2 separate regions of the Homo sapiens genome follow, and region 2 is linked to region 1. Evidence: chromatin loops called from intact Hi-C (ENCODE). Cell type or tissue: left lung. All regions are shown on one strand.

Region 1 (5,000 bases):
AGCCATGAATGGTGCATCTTCCCCTCTCTTTCAAGGAACCATTCAATGCATTATCAGATTCCTCTTGCCTTTAGATCCCCTAAACATTCTGCAGGGCTGATTTGAACAACCCTGATCTCCAGATGAGAAAATCAGGGCTCACTCCACGCTCAGCACATCATTGGGGATGCTCATCTGGGCTGCTGCAGATATGACGTCCCCCTAGTTCATGGACTCTATACTTGGGCTGTACATTAGAATAATCAGAGGACTTTTGAGAACTACCCCTGCCTGGGGCCCACCCCCAGAGGTTCTTTCAGCTGCTGGGGGTGGACCCTGGCCTCGGTGTTGTTAAAATGCTCTCCAGCCAATTTCAACTTGCAGCTAGAGTGGAGAATACATATCTAGCCACAGTCAGAGAACCAGAGGGTGGAACCCCACCTGCATTCTACCCATGAAATACCAGGAGCCCAGAGAGAGGCAGAGCTCACTGAAGGTCACACAGCAAGTAGGAGGCCTGGCCTGGACTAGCAGCCAAGCTCTACAAGAGTGCCCAGGAGGCCATTCCCCTGTGTAGGAGAAGCAAACTTCTCCTGAATCCCCTCAACTCCTCCACCCCAGAGCAGGATGCCTTTCAGACAGAGAGAAGGGGGCTGCTTCTCAGGCTGAGCCTCAGAGCCCCTGAACCCAGTCTGATGGAGGGGCTGTGTGCAGTGAGTGGGCCAGGACCAGGGGCAGCCAGTGCTCCCCGTGGGCTCACAGAAACCCATCCTCTTGTCACCCCGGACCCCAGGGTAAAAGCACCTGACAGCAATAACTTAAGCATACTCTTCAAATGACCCTCTATGGCAGACATACCTGAATGTGTGTTCCAAGCTAGGGAATCTGCGAGTGGCCAGCCTGGTGGTTCATTCCTTATCTATGAGGAGCATCTGAGCCCCTGGCCTGTTCTATAGAACATGGGCCGTATAGGGGATCGAGGCCCTGAGTTTTGGGTTGGATGAAGATTGCCAGGTGGAGGTTTTCGAGGGGAAGGTGTTAAGAGAAAATGCTATAGAAACTGCATGCTGTTTGGGAGTGGTTTTCCCACCCAGCCCACTGCCACTGGGGTATAGAAAGGTAGATACCTTGTCCAACCCACCGCCACTGGGCTCTCGCCCCTGTCACCCCCTAATGAAACCTCTTGTCTTATTTGTTGGCTCTGGATCTCTTCTTGGGTCTCTTGAACCTGATGCCTTCCCTACTGAGGTTAATAGGGGTTTGGCGCAATACACTCACTCCTGCTGGAACATGGCAACATCATGCCTGGCCCCCAACAGGGCTGGGACTCCTTGGTGGGGAGAAGGTGGTCTCCTCCCAGCCTGGGACCTGTTCAGGGGCAGCCTCCCCCGGACCAGAGATTCTGGAGCCTCATGGGGAAAAGGCCTCATTTTGCAGCCCTTGGAAGCAAGGAGGGGTCTCCTGCGCTGGAGCGCCGGCCTCAGTGATCCGCCTGCATACCCATTCCTGGCAGAGGATTAGAACACCCTTGCCCAGACTGGGCTCCAGGATGGATGTGGAGAAGCAACCAAATGTCCCTCATTAATCACCGGCTCCATCTGGCTCCCCGCTCGATGGTTTTCAGCTGACTTGAAAAAGACCCAATTAGATCAAAACATTTTGACAATTTATCTTATGGCATGAGCAGGTCCAGATCGAGACTGTGATTTCACCATCCGTGAGCGAGGAAGGAACCCGGGCGTGGGTCACGCACGGAGCTGGGGAGATGAGGGGATCTCCCCCAGCCGCCTTCCTGTGAAAGTGGCGCAGCCCCTCCCGGCGGCTGCCGACCCTGTGAATTCCAGGGCGGGGGATAAGACGTACCCACTGCAGGATGATGTGTGTCCTTCCGTTTGGGTGGGAAAGGTCCACGGTAGGGGAGTCTGGGGTGGGGAAAGGAAATGGACAGCCAGAAACGACAGATATTCCAGGCAGCTTGGCGTGCGGGTGTTGAGCACAAAGCAGATTTAGAAGTCAAGATGTGGCTCAGGCCAGGCCTGTTCTAAGTCCACACCCACAAGATGCCTGGGTACCCAGCCCCTCAGCCTAAACAAGAATAGCCCCGATTTCCGGCTGATTCTGGCCTTCCTGAAATGGGCTCGGCAGACTCCAGCAATTCCCACACTCTCCTTGCAGGGCTGGCAACCTGCCAGGGTCATGGGTGTGGCCCATCCTTGGGGCAGTCATTTCCACGAGCCCACGGCCCTTGGTTCTTAGGCACTGTGTATGGTTTGGCTGCCCCCTTGAGGGTCCACCGGGCAGCTCAGCAGTCCCGGGAGAGAGCCCCCAGCAGGCAGCACCACCCCACGGGGTTTGCTCCCCCCGAGCCTCTCCTGTGTGTCCCAAAGGTGCCCGAGGACTGGAAGAGCAAATTAGAGAGTCTCTCCCAACAACTTCATTCCCCAGCCCCCAGGCCAGACACGGGGGCGCTGGCACACACACCGGGGTGAGGAAACCGGTCTTGCTTCTCTTGGCAGGACTCCTCACTCCTGCCTGCCAGGCTGGGGAGGGGCTTGAGTGTGCCCGCCTGCCACGGCCCTTCCTGGTGACCTCTGGGCTCAGGTTTTATGTGGGGAGTGACGTGTGGGGCTCCTTGCTGCCTCACCTGGGGGGGCTTTTAGGGACAGCCCCAAGGAGATGACTCTCCGGGGAGCTGCATGCCCTACAGACCCCTCACTCACATTCCCCAGCCCAGGCACACCAGGCAGATCTGCTCCTGCACCCGGTGGGTTGCAGTCCCCCGACCTGTCATGTCTAAGGATGTGCGCACATACACACACACACACACACACACACACACACACCAGTGTTCCCACAGACTCTCACCACCTTTACCCCACTTTCTCAGACTCTTCAAATACTTCTCACTCGTGTGCCCCACTCTACTCTGTCCACAGACACCCATGCCCTGTCAACACACACTCATTCACAAAAATCCTGCTCCCTACCACACATGCCACACACGTGCACACCTGTGGAATAGCAGGTCATCCAGGGACCCCATCTCAGTTACCCCTCAGTTCCTGGGCATGGATGTACTCACATGTGCACATGAATGTGTACACACATGTGCATACATGCACCTTTCTTCCAGATATACAGCTGGTTGGGGGACAGAGGCTGGCAGGTGACCAGATAGAGCTGCTGTCCTGCAGAGAGCCCAGGCATGTAGGGCAGGGCCCTGAAAGGCTGACCTCTACGGCTCCGGTTCCCAAGTCAATCTTCCTCCACATTGCCCTTGACTTCTATCTTCCCCTTATTGGCATGTCTTCCCGGATCCCTGACACTCCTTTCCCCCTCTATTTCCATGTTGTTCCTTCAGGAGCTTGTTTCTCTTGTCTCTTTCTGGACAGAGTTAGCTTGCCTTCCCCGGATTCACTTACTCTATGGGCTTTTATAGCCTTCCTCAGCCCAGCTCCGAGCTTGATGTTTTCTTCTCTTTAATGTTCTCCCTTAGGAACCCAAGGATTGGCTGGCACAAAGGTTCCATCCAGCAGGCTGGTAAGGCAGATGGGTCTCCAAGGAGAGATGGGTCTCCAAGGGGTGATGGATCTCTAAGGTCAGATGGGTCTGGTTCTTGCTTTGGGTCAAACCATCTTCCCATCTTTGGAAAATGGTGATGGTCCTTGGGGAACACTGGCTTAGACGATGACCAAGGACTCTTACAGGGCTATTGGTCTATGAGCCTTGGGCGTCCTGTGCCCACTGATGCCACACCCAGCTGCAGCATTGCCTTATTAGACTTGGGTTGCTGTATTACTCAGAACTCTTTTATTTGCAAATGACAGAAACCCAACTCAAATAGGTTTAAGCAAACAATATGTCAATTGGCTTAGGTCACTGGGAGGATGAGGAGGATCGCTGCTGGGGACGGTGGCCGATTCTCTCTCCACCTCTCCATGGATGTGTCTGTGCTGCCTCGTGCTGTCATCCATCTTTGTGGCTCCCAGCAGCTCTAGAGACATAAACACAGGATTTGTTATCTAAGGAAGGAAAGCTATTACCCCTCTCCTCCTGGCTTGGAAAAAATGAAGATCTCTGACCATCTCACCTTGAGTCATGGGCCATTTCCAGGACGAACCTAACCTGTTTGTAGGAGGTGCTCTACTGTGATTGGTCGACGCTGGGTATGATCCCACCCTCATGGCTAGAGTGGCAGGATCCTTTCTCATCAAGATCACTGAAGGAGGAACAGTGGGACAGGACCCCACATGTGTCTGACAATCGGCCTCTGCTTCCTCCCCAGCCATCCCAACCAGGACCTGGGCAATGACAGCAGTTAGTAGTTGAGAATCTTTCTTGGCACAGCTATCTCAATTTGCAAGCTCCTTGCCATAGCTTCTGCTCTGGAGTCCCTGTTTCATGCCTTTAGAAGAAGCATCCTTCCATCCCAAGGGGCTCGGAGAGGCTGTTCCTGGGGAACACCCAAGAGAGAGTTAAATGGAGCCCTGTTTACAAGATTTCACCCCAGGGCTGCCTCTGAGCCATCTCCTTCCTAAAGGCGCTCTCCTTGAAATGCAGATGTGGGGATATGCATTTCTGCCCACTCAGGACCCCTGGCAACCATGGCCCACTATGATATGAGCTGGGCTTGTCAAGTAGCACATCCTAATCCAGTCCAGTTCAGGATTCAGCTGGACACAGAACTCCCTTGTCTTCCATTTTTTATTTCTGTGTGCACTCGTTGGCTGAGAATGTAGATGCTGGTATTTCCATGTTGGTTAGGATGGGAGGTAGTCCATGTTAAACTCACATGAGCAACCCAGACCCCTCACTCCTCCAGGCTTCCAAGATCCTGACAGGGGCACTTGCAGATGAGTAAGTTAATGCTGGAGAAGTGTTTCATCTTTGGACATGAGACATTCCATAAATTGACCCACTTTTTCCAAAGGATTTTGGTGGCATTTCTGGGTGAGTTGGCTCAGGCAGACTACTGACTATTGGATTAATAACAATAATACAAATAATAATATATGATAATG
Region 2 (5,000 bases), 110 kb before region 1:
CTACAAACAAATCAGGGAAGGAGGATGGGGTGGAGGGAGATGTTGGGCTGTGATTCAGTTGCAGACCCCATGGGACCCTGGAGCTGGGATGGCCTTTCAGAGATGACCTGAATGAGGCTGGGGACTGGGTCTTTGTACTCCTGCTTGGACCAGTCCTTGGATGCTAGCTGCCCCAGGGAGGGGGGTAACCTTGAACTAGGCACCTTCCTCCAGGTGAAGGAAAGTTCTGGAGAAGGACTCAGCTGCGAGGCATGTGGGTGGTGCAGCACAGAGTTCCACCATCGCTCATGGACTGTCTGTTGGGATGTTTCCACCTGGCATTTTCTTGCCACTGGTTCATCCAATCTTTGGGTACAGAGGCTGTAGAAAGAAGGGAAACATACCTGCTTTCAATTCCATTTAAATTAACATGGATTTCCTGAGGACTTCCTATATGTTGGACCCTTTAAGGCCTGACAAATGAAGAAGAGAAGGTCTTTATCCTCAGGAAACTTCAGTCCAAGTGGAGAGATGCAACTTTTGCCTGTTTGAGGAGTGAAATGGTCATCCAAAGGAGTGGGTGTCTTGATGACTAGTGTTTATCAAGCACTTACTATGTGCCAGGTACAATGTTGAGTACTCAACCCATTTATCTTCTCGTAACAATTCATGATGACTTTAGAGTATTTTAGCTTCATTTCACAGATGGGTTAAGTGGCTTTCCCATAAATACTAGGAAGTGGTCAAAATGGGATTTGTAATTTGAGCATTCTAACTCCAAAAGCCTGAGCTCTGAAGAATCACCTTCCACTGTGTGCGTGGGAACTGAGAGGATGCTGCAACTTTTTGCAGAGTAAGATGAGGATTATCAGGGAAGACTGCCTGGAGGTGGTGGTACCTGGAATTGGTGGTACTGACAGCATGTGTGTTAGGGGAGTGGAGTTTGCACCAATGCTACACAGAGAGACGGCAATCTCTTATTGTAAATTGGTTTATGAAATGCTCTCTTCTGTGTGGTCTGCCTGGATCAATCAGACGTGTAATGATTGAATAGTACACCCTCTCCTGAGCGGAGGAGGAGTTTTTCTGTCTTCCCTTTTCATCTTTTGCAGCGATCTCTGCATCCCGACAGTTACATTCTGTCTGTGCAGTACCCTGACTTATAGTGTTTGGCAGTTTCTGTGGTGTAAATACACCACCATGGCTGATTCATGACTAGTGTCATGAATAACATGTCACTGGAGGTGGAGTTGGGAAGAGATGCCTACAATTGGCTGTCAGACCACTGCAAGTTACCTCTTGTGTCTCTAACATCTCCACTTCCAGAGTTGGATTTTAAGGGTCAGGTCTTGACTTTTACAATGTCTGGGAAGAGGAGTGATTCCTTGGTTCTGTTTGGCCCTCACTCAATGAGTGATATCTCACATCCTCATATCCCCAAGTTGAGGACATGGATTACATCGTGAAAGTCAATCGTTCACACAGAGTAGATATCTTTCACCACCCACCCTGGGATATCGCACTGTCCACCCACCTCCTTCCTCCATGTCTGATACTTAGTGGTCTGGCATCTGCCCAGGACCCACTTTTGCTCTTATACCATAATAACCCTTCACACGGAGAGGGCATTTACAAAGTGCTTTTCAGAGCCATCTTCCCATATAATCCTCCCAACAACCCGTGAGGTCAGCTGAACAAGGTGTGACTTCTATTACTTTACAGATAAATTATCCAAGGAGGTTTAAAGACTCACTCAAGGGCACACTGGCTGGTAAATGGTGGTGGAGTAGAATGTAAACCCTTTGGCCTGGAAGGCCCAGTCTGGCAGATTGTTTTGGACAGGTTGAGCATCATAAATATTCCAGAGTACATTATAAGTGAAAAGCTGGGTTAAAAGTTACATGTCTGGACTTATCCTTTTATTTTACAATATTAACTTTAAAAATTCTGCCAGACTGGGTGAGGTAGCTCAATCCTGTAATCCTAGCACTTTGGGATTCTCTTGAATCCAGGAGTTTGAGACCAGCCTGGGCAACATAGCAAGACTCTGTCTCTACAAGAAAAAAAAAAAATTAGCCAGGCATGGATGGTGGTGGACACCTGTAGTCCCAGCAACTGAGGAGGCTGAGGTGGGAGGATCACCTGAGACCTGGAGTTGGAGGCTGCAGTGAGCTGTGATTGCACCACTGCACTCTAGCCTGGGCAACAGAGTGAGACATTGTCTCTAAAAATAAATAAATAAACACTAAGATATTTAAAATTGTGCCAACTTATACCCAACTCCTTTTTTCATTGTTCCCTTTTGATTTTCAGCAGCAGTTGGGAACCAGGGGTTTTGGGGCGGGTGGCATGGCACTTTTCGTGGGTGATTCGGTCCCTTCCTGGCCTGCTCCTTGTCTTTTCAGCCTCCCACAAACCCAACACTGCAACAGTCCGGGTGACTGTGAAGGGGCCGGGTTACAGTGAAGGAGTAGGCAGAGGTAATATTTCAGCCCAAGGTGTTTCAGATCAACAACTTCTTTAGTCAAGACGACAAAAGTATTTATTACAGGAAATCCCTGGCAAGGACGATCTCAGGCTTCTCAAAGAGACAGCAATAAAGGCAAACTTTTGCCTGGAGCACCGGACTTCTGAGGCTGAGCTGCAAATATCTGACGGAGGTGGCATTAACATTCCTGCAGGAGGTGGAATCTGTCCTTCTGATTAGGAAGCTGCGAACAATGTACAAACATCGGTGTCCGCCTTTGAGGGGAGGGAGATTTATACCTGCGATTTCTCTTGTGATCTGCTGTCCTCTAAGCTTCGGGATGGAACAGCTGCTGTGTTTGACTCAATTTTTCAGGAAAGATAAACCTGCCATCCTCCAGATGCACCCACCCACCTGCACACCCACAACCATGCTCTTTATGGTATCTCATCCCAGTTTTCTTCCAGTGCAGAGTCAAAATGTGAATAGCTTGGATGAATGTTTCAAAAACTTGCCCAGTAGAAAATTAAAAGATACTGATTCTGAGGTTCTCCCTGCCCCTACTCTGCAGTCTGATTCATTAGGTGGGGTGGGGCATCTAAGAAGCTATAGTCTTAACAAGACCACAGGTAATTCTTATAATTGGATACGTTTGAGAGGCAGCAGGTATGGACCAGTGTGTTTCACACAGAGCAAGCACCTGAATCAGCAGAAGAGCTTGCGAAAAATGAAGTGCTGACCCTCTTGTTGGGTGGGTGCATCCAGGGGTTTCTGATAATTTGCATTTGGAACACACTCTCAAGCCATGGGGATGCTGATGGTGAGGTAGGGGTAAAGAGCACAAACCCTGGAGCCAGACTTAACCTGTCTAAGCCTCTGTCATCTGTAACATGGGGTTGGCCATAACATCCACCTCTTAAAGTGTTGTTATGAGGACTAAGTAGTAATACTTGTAAGGCACTTAGAACAGATTCTGGCAGGTGGCAAACTAGTATTACATGTTTGTTAACTAGAGTAAATAAATTGCCAGCCTAGGTTGGAGGTTTGTATTCATTCATCCACTCAACCAATGCTTTCTGAGTACTTCCCCTGAGCTGGAACTGTAGTAAGTATGGGACGACGCAGGCGTGCAGGCGGCAAAGGCAATCCCTTCTTTCTTTGGTATTTTACGTGTAATAAGATGCTAAAAGGACACCTACCAGAAGATTATAAAGGATTGAAGCAAAGAGGTCAGGGCAGAGGACTTAGGGGCTAGTTGAAATGTGGTACATTTCCCCATTTTACAACTCCTTCTGCTCCCTGCACCCTGCCCTGCCCCACCCTGGGAGGTGGTATTTCCTTCTCACTCACAAGTCAAGGGAGACAGGCTCAAGCAGGACCACTGAGAAAGCTTGACCCATGTTCCCTAGAATTGGGGGCCTGGGTGAATGAGCCTTCCCATGAACCAAGGAGATCTGCAGGAGACAGTCGACTTTGGCTAGTCAGACAATGTGACCTCAACTGAGAACATCTGAGTTGGGAGGACCTCTGGAAGCCCAGGGGCTGGGGTGTCTGAAGTAGCAGGAGGAGAAATTCCTAGAGGGAGAGTTCTAGAGAAACCCAGAAAAAGCACCCCTCAAGAAAGTGAACTTTGAACGTCTATGGTAGCCAGTTAAGGCACAAGATTACATCTGAATCCTCTTCTTCCTCTTCTTTTCCAAACCTGGAGGCCTGGGAGTACGGGGGAGTAGAGGAGGAGATACACAAGACTGGGAAGTGGAGAGAAGACCACACTGTTGCCCTTGGCCCCCCTGGGCCTCCCTGGCTAAAGCTGGCCTGAGCTGGGGAGGGCTCCTACACTGTGGGGAGAGTAAGGAGTTAGTAATTATGACTCTGGGCCTGAAATTTTAATTACTGAAATGAGACTATGCTTGGGACTGAAAGTGACTGCAAAGCAGAAAAGCTCTGGGACCTGCCAGAGATTTTATTCTCAGGGCAGGGAAAAAACAACCTGAAGAGCTGGTTTGAAGGGACAGTTGAGGCTGGGATGAGCAGTGTTGGAGAAAGTTGTTCAATAGAATGGTGATACAACCACATTTACCTGAATGCATGAAAATATACATAAATACACATGTATAATACAGATTCATATCAATATATGTACATATGGACATAGCCATGTGTATAACAGATATATCTGTATTCAAAAACTATCATTTTTGAGAGTCCACTACTGCACATGCTCTAGACCAGGTATCATTACATACTAATGTATGTAAAAGGTATTATTACATACTAAGGTATGTAAAGCGAATGCTTTAATCCTCAAATAAGATAGATACCATCCCTGTTTTACAGACGATAACACTGAGGGTCAAAGACATGAAATCTTTTATCCCAAGATCACTTAGCAGGTGGCAGAGCTGCAATTCAAACCCAGATTCCCTCCCTCATCCAGACTGGATATCTGTGGTTCCCCTGCCATGCTGCCAGTCCTGAGATGGGTCTGTCCCCAAGGTCCAGGCCTCTTTAGTGATCTTATGTGGCCTGTAGATTTGTCAATTCCTGTGTCAAT

Evidence for each region. Hi-C counts contacts between places; a loop is a spot of excess contacts. Peaks named below come from ENCODE experiments on the same cell type or tissue, not always from the same donor. Only the 100,000 strongest peaks of a DNase experiment are listed, where the experiment ranks them.
Region 2: a loop joins it to region 1, with 3 times the contacts of the local background. A loop is called at or near these places in 1 of 110 quality-filtered maps.

What each region holds. Positions count from the first base shown.
Region 1 is chr10:117,682,657-117,687,656 of GRCh38, forward strand. No RefSeq gene overlaps it. Among named protein-coding and RNA genes, the nearest start is that of LINC02674, 50 kb to the right of the region's middle. In left lung, no CTCF peak of the experiment used is centred here; DNase peaks (open chromatin) are centred at 1,765 and 2,392; H3K27me3 peaks cover 2,618 bases.
Region 2 is chr10:117,572,107-117,577,106 of GRCh38, forward strand. No RefSeq gene overlaps it. Among named protein-coding and RNA genes, the nearest start is that of EMX2, 32 kb to the left of the region's middle. In left lung, no CTCF peak of the experiment used is centred here; no DNase peak of the experiment used is centred here; H3K27me3 peaks cover 4,711 bases.